2 separate regions of the Homo sapiens genome follow, and region 2 is linked to region 1. The links are chromatin contacts, found by Hi-C or POLR2A ChIA-PET in ENCODE. All regions are on one chromosome and are shown on one strand. The core of a region is the stretch at or near the end of the contact, and the rest is flanking DNA. Distances in the headings are between cores, read along the strand shown.

Region 1 (7,447 bases), core at 2,881-5,380:
TGCCTGCAATCTCTTCCTAGAATAAGGTAGCCTCATCCTTTGGCTATCAGGCAATTTTCCCCCTCCCTCACCATTTGGAAGTTTAAGCAGCACAGGTTATTCCCTGAAGATGACACCTGCCTCCTTCTATCTATCTACAGGGGTATCCCTCAGAATGGGAGCCTCTGAAGGACTCTATGAGGAGGTAATTGAACAACTGTTGAGATTATGGTCTCAGATACCATCTTGGGGGTTAGAATAAGCACGTTGATGTTATTAGCCTAAGCCTTGGGGCAACAACTCCATGATTTCAGGTATTTTAATCACAGTACAGTAATCTCCCCCTTATCCATGAGGGAAGGGATGCAGTCCAAGATCCCCAGTGGATGCCTGAAACTACAGATGGTATCAAACCCTATATATGTTTTTTTCTATACATGTGTACCTATGATAAAGTTTAATTTATAAATTAGGCCTTAAGAGATTAACAACAACAACTAATAATGAAATTGGACAACAATAACAATATGCCAGCATCACTACTCTTGCGCTTTGGGAGCCATCATTTAGTAAAATACGGGTAACTTGAACGCAAGCACTGCAATGCCAGGACAATTGATCCGATAACTGAGGCAGCTACTAAGTGACTAATGGGCAGGTAGCATATACAGCATGGAGATGCTGGACAAAGGAATGATTCAGATTCACATCCTGGGCAGGACGGAGTAGGATGGTGTGACATTTCATCACACTACTCAGAACAGTGTGCAATTTATAACTTATGAACTGTTTATTTCTGAAATTTTTCATTTAATATTTTCAGACCTCAGTTGACTGTGGGTAACTGAAACTGTGGAAAGTGAAACCTCAGATAGACGGCGACTGTTTTAGCATGTTTCCATGCAACACACATAAGTGCTACCTGCTTCAACTGAAGACAAAAATCAGAATAAAGCCTAGGAGAGCTTGTGCACTGAACATATCCTAACCAGTCCATTGTCTGTGTCAAACATTGTCCTTCTTCTACTTAGGTAGCCTTTCATTAGTGTGATGGTTAATATTGAGTATCAACCTGATTGGATTGAAGGATGCAAAGTATTGATCCTGGGTGTGTCTGTGAGGGTGTTAACATTTGAGTCAGTGGGCTGGGGAAGGCAGACCCACCCTTACTCTGGGTGGGCACCATCTAATCAGCTGCCAGCGCAGTTAGAATATAAAGCAGGCAGATAAAACGTGAAAAGACTAGACAGGCCTAGCCTCCCAGCTTACATCTTTCTCCAGTGCTGGATGCTTCCTATCCTCAAATATTGGACTCCACGTTCTTCAGTTTTGGGACTTGGACTGGCTCTCCTTGCTTCTCAGCTTGTAGACAACCTATTGTGGGACCTTGCGATCATGTGAGTTAATAAACTCCCTTTTGTGTGTGTGTGTGTGTGTGTGTGTGTGTATAAATAAATATATATATATATATATCTCCTATTAGTTCTGTTGTCCCTCTAGAGAACTCTGACTAATACAATTAGTAACCAAATAAAAGGTACCTGCATAGGCCAGGCGCACCGGCTCACACCTGTAATCCCAGCACTTTGGGATTGTAATCCCAGCAATCCGAGGCAGGAGGATTGCTTGAGCCCAGGAGTTTGAGACCAGCCTGGGCAACATAGCAGAATGAAAGAAAAAAGCAAAGCAAAGAAAAGAAAAGGAAAGAAAGAAAGAGACAAAAAAGAAAGGAAGAAAGAGAATAAAAAAGAGAGAGACAAAGAAAGAAAAAAAGAAAAGAAAGAAACCTGTATAGACATCGGTAGGAACTGAATATACCAGAAATTTATTATATCTGATATAACTAATTTAGAAATTTAATTTCTTGTTTCTAAAGTTTCAACTCATACTTACTTCAATGTTACACCTAAAAAAAATGCTACTCCCCTTTCTGGTTTAGTGTAAAATTTGCCAAACGATTCTGAAATCAGAACACACTGTACACAAGTCATCAAAGAGTGCAAACATAGGCTCTGGCGAATACTTTATTGTTGCATCCACAGGACTGTCACCCATTACTTTTCTAATCACAAAATACTGACTTAGCCTTGTTTCTACTGACCCCAAGGCGATTTGGAAGTAGAGAAGGACTACAATTCCCAGACAGAAAAAGAAGATAATTCTAATAGTGTTAGGAGCTTAGTGTCCCCAAAGACCAGTAGCAGTGTCTTTGCAAGGGGTAGGCTGGGACCCTAGAGAGCAAGCATATGTGCAGGTGGCATCCGAGGCTTCCATGGATTGCGGGCATCACAAATATATTACTTATGAGGCTGGCTCACTATTTTCTACATTGGCTTGAGTAGTACAACTCAAAAATGAAAAAACTCGGTTTCAATCCATTCTTCTGGAGTTCAGTGATGGTATTCAAGCACACCCCAAAGGCATGTCTTCTATATAATGCATCATGTGATTGTTAAAAGACAATGGGGTCCAGTTGCTCCATATAAACCATACCTGTTTTATCTAGATGGTCAATAGGTCTATAAATGTCCACCTGGTGTTAATCGTAATACTGAATTGGAAACTTTGACTCCAATGGCTGAAATCAGAAGAAACCACAAAGATTTCTAATATCCACTAACAATTTACAGAGGGGTCCTTTGACCTTCTGTTCTTTTGCTTTAGCTCCAATGGCATGGGAATAATTGCAAACTCATTCATATTGCTTTCATATGGCTTGAGTTGTATAAGGCCAATGTACTTCAATACATCTGTCTGAAGATATTATATACTCAAACATTCCTATTTTCTTTGCTTTCCAGAAATAATTTGCTAATATAAAAATTATAGAAATATCATATATACATCTTTGTTCACACTGGAAATTGAATATCTAGAGAAGGGCACGTAATGGGAGGGCCAAAGGTGAAAATTTCCTGGGTAGCCAATGGATAAATCCATATTTGTTCATAAGCATTGACAGCATAAGGCCTGCAGTAAGTATTATTACATAATATGTCCTGCATGGTGTACAATAATACTCTGGCAAAATTTAACAGAATACAAGCTCCTGGTTGCATATTCAGCTGAGGTCCTGAGGCTATGTACGGCCAGGTTCTGGCACGGCTGGCTTCTCAGCAAACCATCTGGTTAGCCATCTTGGTGCCTGGGCCACTTAGTGCTGGAGAATGAAGATAGCTGCTATGGTGACAGCAACAGGAAATGGGGCCGGGAAGTGGGGGGAGCTAGAAATACTATTCCTTGACACTAGGAAACTTGTTGCCCTTGCAATTACTCTTAACACAACTTTAGACTAAACTTGGCAGATGCATCTTGGCTCAGAATATTCCATCTTCCATCTCTTAGTCATCCCCAAGTCTCAAATGCATAGCGCAAACCCCTGCCTCCCACTTACTATGCCACCACTTTTAGACCTAGTTTAGGAGTCTCTTTTCCAATGCATCCTTTACCAACTCAACATCCTTTACCTTACCACTTCAGTCAGACTTAACTTTGTGTTTTTATAAATTCTGTACAACTGAATCCTTATGCATTTAGAACATCTGTATCTATTTTTTCCCATTAAATTAAAAGTACAAAAGCAAGGGCCACATCTTAGTTCGTTTCTAGTTATTGTCCCCCTTCTTTTCCCAATACGGCTGCTCCTGTCCTGGCAGAATGTGTACAGATATCTGAGCCACAGAAATGATTCCAGATCCAGTGGCATCCACATAGGGCAGGGATCCTTCTCATCTTCAGAGCCCATTGGGACATTGGCCCTCAACAGGAATATTTCCAACAGGCAATCTCCAAAGACTCAAAAGTCAGCACCTCTGGCTTCAAATTAGAAGTCTCCTAAATTTTGTTCTAATTCAGTGCAGATCTCCCTCAACTACTGCAGGCTTCTTCAGTGCTGTCCTCCCCACGACCCTGGCCCCACGCTTTGGCTCCTGTTAGGATGGCATTGGAAGCAGAGGATAAAATGAAAGTTCCCAATTGACTGTCCTCAAGGTCTCCTCGACCTCGGGTTCTCCTGTGTAATCCTCTGTCTGAGTCAGAGACAGAGGGAGGAAAGCCCTCAAAGGGCAATGAACTCCACCCTCTGCCCCTAGATAAGCACTTCCTGAAAACACAAGGCCGCTGCTCTGATATACTGCTGTGCTGACTCACTGGACTCACTGCCCCATCTAGCTGTCTCTGGAAGTTAAAGGCGAGAAAATTCTCTCTATATTCCACCAGTGGTGGATTCTGAAGCTTGATATGTGGGATCAAGCAAAAGTCAGTGAAAGCAGATCTGCTGCTCTTCTAAGAGTAAATATTCTAGATATTATTTCAACCTACACACCCATTTACTTCTGCTAGAGTTTGCTGCAGCTTCTGGAGAGGGAACACACATTTTTTCTAAACTGTGGAGTAGAAAACTTTCCCAAAAGACTTCTGAAGAGTTCAAAACATAACCACCAAGGCCGGGAGTGGTGGCTCATGCCTATAATCCCAGCACTTTAGAAGGCTAAGGTGGGAAGATCAATTGAGATCAGGAGTTTGAGACCAGCTGAGCAACATAGCGAGACCTCATCTCTACTAAAAATAATAACAAAAATTAGCCTGGTGTGGTGGTGCGCTCCTGTTGTCTCAGCTACTTAGGAGGTTGAGGCAGCAGAATTGCTTGAGCCCAGGAGGTCAAGGCTGCAGTGAGCTGTGATTCCACCACTGCACTCCAGCCTGTGCAACACAGTGAGACCTCTGTCTCAAAACCAAAACCAAAACCAAAACAAAACAAAAACCATAGCCGCTGAAAGAATATGGTGAAACTTTACAAATTCAGACTGAAGAAAGGGCACATTATATTAGTATAAAATACAGGCCTTTCATTGTGGAAAAAAAAAAAACCAAAATGGTTTCACTATGATATCATCTCATACCTGTTAGAATGGCTATTATCAAAAATCAAGAGATAACAAATGCTGGTGAGAATGTAGAGAAAAGGGAACCCTAGCACATTGATGCTGGAAGTGTAGATTGATACAGCTATTATGCAAACAGTATGTAGGTTCCTAAAGAAATTAAAAATAGAATAATCAGGCTGGGCGCAGTGGCTCATGCCTGTAATCCCAGCACTTTGGGAGCCCAAGACGGGCGAATCATTTGAGCTTAGGAGTTCAAGACCAGCCTGGACAACATGGTGAGACCCTGTCTCTACAAAGAATACAAAAATTAGCTGGGTGTGGTGGCATGCACCTGTAGTCCCAGCTACTCGGGAGGCTGAGGCAGGAGAATTGCTTGAGCCTGGGAGGCGGGGTTGCAGTGAGCCAAGATCACGCCATTGCACTCCAGCCTGGGCAACGAGAGTAAAACTCTATCTCAAAAAAAAAAAAAAAAAAAAAAGAAGGAAAATAAAAAGGAATTATCACATGACCCAGTGATCCCTCTTCTGAGTACACATCCAAAGTAAATGAAGTTACTACCTCATAGAGATATCTGAACCCTTACATTCATTGCAACATTATGCACAGTAACCAAGATACAGCAACCATCTAAGTGTTTGCCAACAAACCAAGGAATAAAGAAACTGATGTATGTATTTATATACACAGACAATGAAATATTACTCAGCCTTTAAAAAGAAGGCAATTCTGCCACTTGGATGAACCTGGAAGGCACTATGTTAAGTGAAATAAGCTAGACATAGAAAACTATTGCATGATCTCCCTTATATGTGGAATCTTAAAAAAAAAAAAAAAGTCAAATATACAGTGATGGAAAATAAAACACTGGTTACCAGGGGCTGGAGTAGGGGGAAGAAACAGGGAGATGTTGGCCAGAGGATACAAAGTAGCAGATAACTATTTATATGTATCCTATAACATCATGTCATATACCTAAGATATATACCATAACATTCATTTTAAAATAGACAAACAAGAAATGCTTACTATTTTCAAGTGATGGCCAGCAAGAATTAGTGGATAAGTAGGAACTGAGATTGCCTGAAATCTGCACTCGCCTACGAAGACATCACAAGCACAACAAGGAGGGTCATCTAATTATGGCACAAGGCACCTACCAATTTCCGAGGCTGGAGTGGGCACCTTCTCCTGGATTTAGCTCTCTGCATGCAGCCCTCCCAAGCTCCATATCTGGCAGGTAAGCCCAATTTCCCCATAAATCAGGGCCACTCCTGAGTCCATGGTATGTCTTAGGCCTTCAAACAAGCCCTCAATGAGCTCCGTAAAGCACCGTTAACTCTATTAGCTTATCTAGTAATATTTTCTCCTTTTCTTTTCAGATGGTATGAACATAAACAAGTTCAGCCCTAGTAATAAGCACAAAGACTCAAAATAGCACTATACAAATGACTGTATATAACTGAAGACTCTCCCACAGAATGGGCAAGGCTAACTTCCAGTTTTGTTCTCCTACCAGCAGACTTTTCATTCACTAAGATTTCTGCATGGCTGGGCGCGGTGGCTCACGCCTATAATCCCAGCACTTTGAGAGGCCGAGGTGGGCGGATCATGAAGTCAAGAGATCGAGACCATCCTGGCTAACATGGTGAAACTCCGTCTCTACTAAAAATACAAAAAAAAAAAATTAGCTGGGCGTGGTGGCAGGCGCCTATAGTCCCAGCTACTCGGGAGGCTGAGGCAGGAGAAGGGCATGAACCCCGGGAGGCGGAGCTTGCAGTGAGCCGAGATCGTGCCGCTGCACTCCAGCCTGGGAGACAGAGCGAGACTCCATCTCAAAAAAAAAAAAAAAAAAAAAAAAAAAAAAAAAAAAAAAAGATTTCTGCACTGGTATTTTCTTTCCATTCCCACTGGCACTCAGATAGTTTAAATCTACTTGCTTTAACTACATAACAGCTCCAGACTGTCTCTCTGCCCCCAGTCTTTTTCTCCTATTCATTTGATATATCTCTGCCACCAGAGCAATTGTATCGCTTTGTTCAAATCACATTCAAAACTTCATCAATAGTATCTAATTTGTCAGCCTACTTTTTTATGGTAGTTCCACGATCAGGCCTGATCTCACCTTGCCTGTTCTCTGAGTTCCACTTTTTGATAATCCAAAGTTTTCAAACTGTGGTCCCCAGATCAGCAAGATCAGTATCATCTGGGGACTTGTGGGAAATAAAAATTCTTGGGCCCTACTCCAGAGCTAGTGGATCAGGAACTATTGGGGTGGCTTAGTATCCTGTGTTTTAACAAGCTCCCCAAGTAATTCTGATGTGCACCAGAGTTTGAAGACCAGTGTCCTATAAGAACCCTTCACTTTAGTCTAATTTTTCAGTTCACTGTACTATGTTGCATTCTTCCCTGCTTATACACCCTTTAGCTTTTCTGCTTTTCTGAAGCTTACCAAGGACTTCTTCGTTGTAAGCCCAGCATGTTCTCCTTTTGCTCTGAATACCTTTTTGTGCTATTTGTTTGGCACTGATAAATGCTTGTTTACATATTTTCCCTCACTGAGCAAAGTCCTTGAGAGGAGGTCT
Region 2 (7,447 bases), core at 3,059-5,558, 51 kb before region 1:
GTCAGAACTTCAGCAACAAAAATACTTTTTATGTAGGAAAAAAAAATGCCAATGCATTCACCCAAATCCTAAAATACAGAAAAGGGAAAAAAAAAAAAAAAAAAAGAAGAAGAGGAGGAAAAGAAGAAGAATTGTTTGCACATTTGAAAGTCCAAGAATAGTGAAACAGGGGAAAAAGGGTCAACTAGTCTTTAACTTCATTAAAACATGCTCATGGTGAAAATTTATTTTACATATTTAAAATAGTACATTTAAACTGATTAGTTACATTACAGGTACAACGATGAGCACTGTGACGCCATCATATTGCACATCCTGACTTCATCCATATGGGTTTCTTTAAATAGTGCAAAATACTTTATACAGGAATGTGTTCGGAAGGGTCTTGCAACCAAAATAAGGAAAAGAAGTATCTTACAAATTACTATGAACATATATTCAAGTGACGGGGTGAAGGGAAATTTTTAAAAAGTTACAATCTGTACAGAGGAATTGCCACAGACAACCAAAAAGTTCCCTCCCTCCTGGGAAAAGCAGCGGGCCTCTGACCTTCACAGGTCTGGCATTTGTGCCAAGGTAATTTTTTGGTGTCAATCAAAAATATATATATATATATATATCAGTTACTTAATACAATATAAATAGAAGTCCAGTCCAGTGAGTCCTGTGGTGGGTCAAATGTGGCAACAGAAGGCACACCTTTTGTCACCTAGGGTTTCAGTAGGGTTCTTAATGAATGTGGGGGAGAAAGGGGGAAAAATGAACAGAAAATTATAAACCAAAAGGAAAGAAAAATCATCGCCACCACCAACTAAAAAACTGGATCACTCCAGCCCGGATGCCCCATGTTGCATATGGTGTCAGCACTCAAACACTGGTTCTGTGGTACTGTTGAGAATAAGCAGTAGTAATTCCCTACCATGTGTTTGCATTTTTGTGTTCTTTTGTTTGTTTCTGAATATTTTTAATCCTCATACTCCTCTCCCGGGGAAGCCAACGAGGCACTTACTTGATGCTCCCGTCACTACTTTCTGCTGCTGTGGCTTTGGTGAGGGGCGCCAGGATGCTGCCTGGGACCCAGCCCTCGGCGGCGGGGGAATGGTCGCTGGCAGGCTGGTACACCAGACACATGTTCTGCTGGTTGACGGCGAGGACCTGGACCACCTCACCTTGGCTCACACAGATTTCATTCTCCTTCAGTGCATAGTAATCTTTGATCACGGCCATGGACGAGGTCCCATTGCAGCCTCCCAGGTCGTTCTGCTGGGAGATAAGGGTGAGAGGGGCACAAACACAAGGACGCTAGTTCACATGGGCTTGCTCTGCACCCTACCCAGTGGTTCAAGGCCAAATCTCCCACTAGCAGGGTAGGCAGCAGGCAGCATTCTCTCTTGAGTAATGACATGATATTAATAAACATGCTCTGAAAGTATATTTTTTAATAGCAATGTTTCAACAATATTATCATCCAGGGTGAATGGCTCCACCCCACATAAAGGTATAAACACGCCTTTGACCTGGAAGCCCCTTCCCAGCATACAACCTTCCTGCCAGCGTTCTCTTACAAGTGAAAGGAAGAACCTGGCACTGGCATAGGGGTATGTAAGCACCTGGGCAGAATGAGGTCAGGGCAAGTGTCATGTCAGGGGTCACAATCCTTCAATGGAAAGAACACGGATTGTTTGATATTAAATTTTTCTCTTTTTGAAAGTGCGCTGGCTTTACTTTATATTCTGACCCTCTTTGAGACAGGACTAAGAATGATATCTCTGCCCAATTCAAAGGCAAGACCATGACCTACCCTTACCCAACTTCCTGCAGGCACCAGGTACCCTCCCCTACTCATTAATATAAGAGATGCTGCCCATGACCTTTTCATGTGAGTCTATTTCAGGGCAGCTGCCTCTAGACAGACTTGTAACTTTCCTAGGAGGACTGGCTGCCTCATAGAGCATGGTAAGAGCCAGAAATTCTTCAGTATATACATATATATTCTATATGCATATACATACAGGATATACATATATATTCTATATGCATATACATACAGGATATACATATATATTCTATATGCATATACATACAGGATATACATATATATTCTATATGTATATACATACAGGATATACATATATATTCTATATGTATATACATACAGGATATACATATATATTCTATATGTATATACATACAGGATATACATACAAATTCTTCAGTATATACTTTTTGTTTGTTTTTGAGACACGGTCTTGCTATGTCACCTAGGCTAGAGTGCAGTGGCAGAGTCATAGCTCACTGTAGCCTCGACTTCCCAGGCTCAAGTGATTCTCCTGCCTCAGTATCTGGGACAACAGGTGCATGCTACCGTGCCTGGCTAATTTTTTTTTTTTTTTAAAGTTTTATTAGAGATGAGTTCTTGCTATGTTGCCCAGGCTGGTCTTGAGCTCTTAAGCCCAAGCCATCACCCTGCCTTGGCCTCCCAAAGTGCTGGGATTACAGGCGTGAGCCAGCGCATCTGGCCCGATATGTTTGACAAAATGCCAAAGTGACTTCAGTTTATTCACAAAGGCAGGATTGTTTTTTAAGGTGGAAAATCATTTCCAGGTGATGTGACGGAACAAATCAGTGTGGTTACTCTAATACAGGATTGAACTTGGACACTAATAATTTTTTAATATAACCAATATAAACTAATAATTTTGAGGAGAAATAAAACTATAAAACTGGAACATGTAGATAAAAAATGTAAGTGTTCCTATTCATAGAGCCACTGAGTTCTAGAGAAAACTGAGGCCTAATGAGGTTAACTAACTCGGCTAAGGTTCTAAAGCAAGTGAGTTGCAGAACTGGGAATAGAAACCAGGTTTGCCTGATTCCTAATCTAGCACTTTTCCCATTTCTCTCCTGTTCTACCTACCTTGTAGGGGCAAAATAGCTGTGTAGACTAAGTCTATGGTTGAGTCTTTGACTCTCCTTATGGTGATGTTTGAATTGTGGATTATCGACGACAAACATTCAATCCAAGTCAGACTTCTCCCATTCACACACTGATGATCGACTTCCCTTCCACATCAGCCAATAGATGGTGAAGAACTGGGAACTTCTTTCAGTAGGTGCTCGAGGCAGATCATCATTAGAAAGGGTGAACTCTTTTTAAGGTGTCAAACACTACAGCTGTGACTTTTAGATGACGATGATCCACACTGAAACTACTCTATTTAGCAAAAATCATCCATTTTTATGATGATTTATGCCACAGGGAACTGGTATAACTCACTCAGTTTATAGGGAAAGGAAAACATAATTGAGACTAGACTGTACTTAGTGTGCTGTTCCTGCTAAAATAATCAGCAAGCATTAAAAGATGCTACTTCCTGGCCGGGTGCAGTGGCTCACACCTGTAATCCCAGCACTGTGGGAGGCTGAAGTGGCCATATCGCCTGAGGCCAGGAATTTGAGACCAGCCTGGCCAACATGGTGAAACCCCATCTGTACTAAAAATACAAAAATTAGCTGGGTATGGTAGGGCGCCTGTAGTCCCAGCTACTCGGGAGGCTGAGACAGGAGAATTCGCTTGAACCTGGGAGGCGGAGGTTGCAGTGAGCTGAGATGGTGCCATTGCACTCCAGCCTGGATGACAGACCGAGACTCCTTCTCTTCCTAAAGTAACCCCTGAGGCTATGCCATCGTAGTGACAAGGGTGGGAGTAATGAGTTGTCACTTACCTTGCTGGCTTCGAACTTGTCCCCAGGCTGGTGGTATTCAAACCCTGGACTGCCATTGGAGGTAGATATCTTCAGGGGAGGCAGAGGTGGGTTATAGCTGGAGCCCTTTGGGGGCTTCTCTGAGCCCGCAGGAACAGAGGAGTAGGGCCTGGGGCTGGCTTGGGGAAGCCTGGCAGGTTGAGACCTCATCACAGCTGTGCTCCTTTCTTTCCGTTGATACTCAATGGGCGATTGCAGTGCTGTGGGATAAGAGCAGGTGGTTACTCTAAGCTTTGGGAATCCCACAAGGATTTGGAGGCCTCTTAGGTCCAAGGCTTTGTGTTAGGCATCGTGTGGATAAGTGAGAAAAACACTACCCTTGTTTTTAAGGCAATGGGAGAACTAAGACATCTACCTAAATAATGAAAATACAAAAAACAAAACGGTGCCATATGTGAGGTGCCAAGGGTTGTGCAAAGAGAGAGAAGGCTCTGTAATATGTGTGTGGTGGTAATAACAAAGAGCTTCGGAAGAGAGCTGTGGCCAGACTCTGGCACTTAGGCTGCAGGAAGGAAGCAAGTGTGACGTGTTGGCGAGGGGAACAGGAAGTAGTCAAGGGTGTCTAGGAGGAAGAGGAAACCAGAAGGGTCTGTGAGGTGGGAAGTGCCATGGTATGAAAAGTCTAGAAAGTGAGTCCAATGAGTCTGGACTGAATTCTGAAGGTCATGAAAAGTAATTGGATGGAATGAACTTTAAAGCTTTAAATTGAGATTCTATCATCAGAGAGCGACATTTGAGGAACACTGACCTTGTAGTGGTTAGGAGGAGGGACTGGAGAGGATGAGACAGAAGGCTTCTTGTCTAATTCAGAAGCCACAGAATGGTAAAAGCGAGAGGTAGAAGGTCTAGGAGAGCGGGACCAGTGGGATGTGGAATGGATGTGGGCGTGGTGAGGTCGGGAGAGATGAGACTGTGACAGCCTAGGTGGGAAAAGCAATGCAAGAATCGAGGATGGCTCAGGTTTGGAGACTCGGAGGATGGCAGTCAGTGGAACTCAGAAGACAGGAGAATAAGCTGATGTGAAGGAGAAGACTGGAGCTTTGTTTTATTGAGTTTAAGGTAACAAGGTTGCAAGGTCTGAGAACTAAAGAGGGAGAGCCAGGCAAATGTCATACAGGTCCAATTCTTTAAGAATGACTTCAAAGGTTGGCCGATTATGTCATTTTTATCAGTTTGCACTGTAACAGCTATTTAAGTGGGTTAACAGCTGGGGCCCAGAGAACTTCTCAATTACAAGGATATTTCTACTGTGATAGGTACATACCTCAACAGGACTCAACATAGGGTCACACTTCCTTTCTACTTGAGGTCTCAGAAGGAAAGATTGGCTCTGAGATGCCTGCACACATCTCTGTAAGTAGAAGCCTGGCCCTGGTCCGTCATCACATCCTTGTCTCTTGTATGTGTCAAAGTAATAACAGGCCCACCAGAGCACTGCCTCTCTCACTGAGGAGTGTTTTGTGGCATTAAGTATTTAGGAGATGATAACCTAGTTCAGTAATACAGTCAGCCCACTGTATCTGTGAGCTCCACAACCATGGATTCAACCAACTGTGGATTGAAAATATATGGGAAGGGCCAGGTGCAGTGGTGCATGCCTGTAATCCCAGCACTTTGGGAGGCCAAGGCGGGTGGATCACTTGAGGCCAGGAGTTCAGGACCAGCCATGGCCAACATGGCAAAACCTTGTCTCTACTAAAAATACAAAAATTAGCATTTCTGTATTTTTGTATTGGTGGCATACACCTGTAATCCCAGCTTCTCAGGAGGCTGAAGCATGAGAATCGCTTGAACTCAGGAGGTGGAGATTTGCAGTGAACTGAGATTGCGCCACTGCACTCCAGCCTGGGCGACAGAGCGAGACTCTGTCTCAAAAAAAGAAAAAAAAAAAAAAAAGAAAATATATGGGGGAAAAAAGGATGGTTGTGGTCTGTACTGAACATGTACAGAGTTTTTTTTCTTGTCATTCCATAAACAATATAGTATAACAATCATTTACATAGCATGTACATTATATCGGGTATTATAAACAATCTAGAGATGATTTAAAGTACAGGATGATGTACACAGGTCATATGCAAACACTATGCCATTTTATGTAAGGGACTTGAGCATCCACAGACTCTGGTATCCTCGGGAGGTCTTGGAACCAATTCCCTGTGGATACCAAGGGCTGACTGTATCTCCATGATTCATTAGGAGAAAGGTCTCTTGGAACGAAGTAAAGGTCTGAATCATTGACTATGCCTAAATAAATACAGTTCCAAGTTCTAAGTACATAGCAGAGTTATAAAGTAGGCCTTATCAAACTGATTTTATGAATCAATTCCCATCACATGGAATTGTGATATTACCTGGTTATTTACAATAATTGTGCTAAAACATTTGAAAATAGAATGCCTTCTTAAATAAGCTAAATGGACAGCCTGTATTCTTTCACCAGCCTCCATTTGCATAACTTAATTCTCAGAATCAAGAAAACTGTGCGTCCCTACAGGGTTTGTTTTTGACTGATCGATACAGTGTCTTATGTCTGATCCTGTTTCTTTCTTCACTTTGGTTGCTAGGGAGATCATAATTAAATAAATGAGTGCCCTAACACTAGCACCTATACTGCAGTTTTGTGGTTCACAACCTTAATTTGAAGTCCTATAGCTGTGGATTCAAGTCCTGTTTCTATCACTTACTGCTTCTGTGACCTTGGACAAGTTCTGAGTCTCCTTTTCCTCACTTGAAAAAAGTAGGACAATAGTACTTACCTCTCCATGTTGGCGTGAGGATTAAATGTGAAAAACCATGTAAAATGCTTAGCATAGTGCCTGGCACAGAGCAAGGATTCAATACACAGGAGCCATTATTGTTATGTCAATAACTTCTTGTTTCAACTTACTGTTGCACCTTATTTTTCTTTTGTCCCAAATTGATGAATTTTAAAATTCCTAATTTCAGCTTAGAATCTATCAGAAACTCCTAATAGAATGCAATTTAAACAGATATTTTTATATATGAACACATTTTTGCATAAAATTATTTTATCAACAAAAGTGTTCATTTGAAGTTGTATATTATATTCAGAAATCATAAGCCATATAAAACTTTCATTACCATCCCTCAGGGCTGGGCTGGTGTTTAATTTTAGACATTTTAGAGTGAAAAGAATCCTAGAGATCACTTAGTCTAGTTGTTTTTCACCAAATTTTTTTTACAGTTGAGGGCCAGGAGCCTGGCCCAAAAATACTTTCTGTAAGTGCAAAATTGCTTTGAAGTCTCATGTTCTATCTTAAAAAGTCGTGGCATCCTGTTACATGATCTCCTTCTATTTGTCTTTAAAACACTGTGCTAAATCCCTTATAATACAGGGAAACTGATATTGTAGGGAGGATGCCAGGTGTCCTGCTTCCAGGAAGACTGGCCCATCACAGAGCATGCCAGCATGGGCAAAGTAGATCTACCTGAACTCCCTTTTTCACAAAACCAGCCACAAGGCCCAGAGAAATGTCATGACTCCTCAAGGTCCTCAACTCGTATGGCACCTTTTATCTTTCCCTTCAGCATTCAGTTCCATTCTAGACATCCAGAAAATGCTGTATTTGGATCATTTGAAAGAGTCCAGATCCTAGTACTGGCATGAAAAGGTGACACACCCGAGGGTGGGCCTGTACGTGTGTACATGCATGTACCTG

The links. Hi-C counts contacts between places; a loop is a spot of excess contacts on that map. ChIA-PET counts read pairs that join two places held with the same protein, here RNA polymerase II (POLR2A). Pooled maps may share reads with other maps.
Region 2: a map with no recorded cell type shows a loop between it and region 1 (5-fold over the local background). The contact joins two enhancer-like sites. A Hi-C loop is called at or near these places in 13 of 168 maps with a recorded cell type or tissue (CD4-positive, alpha-beta memory T cell, CD8-positive, alpha-beta T cell, Caco-2 and 9 more), 19 of 37 single-sample maps with no recorded cell type and 20 of 50 pooled maps. POLR2A ChIA-PET finds 5 or more read pairs at or near these places in 10 of 52 experiments (AG04449, HCT116, HepG2 and 6 more).

What each region holds. Positions count from the first base shown.
Region 1 is chr3:124,617,379-124,624,825 of GRCh38, reverse strand. All of the region lies in intron 34 of KALRN (kalirin RhoGEF kinase), which reads right to left. It also overlaps the pseudogene MEMO1P6. Among named protein-coding and RNA genes, the nearest start is that of UMPS, 110 kb to the left of the region's middle. RefSeq lists enhancers at 3,913-4,002, 4,770-4,839. Within about 2 kb of position 4,130, at least 13 of the 41 ENCODE cell types and tissues checked have a DNase peak (open chromatin) inside an H3K27ac peak, as active enhancers do; they include CD8-positive, alpha-beta T cell and natural killer cell, where a contact is called at or near this core.
Region 2 is chr3:124,668,177-124,675,623 of GRCh38, reverse strand. KALRN (kalirin RhoGEF kinase) reads right to left here. Exons shown (of 60, transcript NM_001388419.1): 48 at 3,726-3,964; 49 at 1,010-1,260. Among named protein-coding and RNA genes, the nearest start is that of UMPS, 59 kb to the left of the region's middle. Within about 2 kb of position 4,308, at least 2 of the 41 ENCODE cell types and tissues checked have a DNase peak (open chromatin) inside an H3K27ac peak, as active enhancers do; they include CD8-positive, alpha-beta T cell and natural killer cell, where a contact is called at or near this core.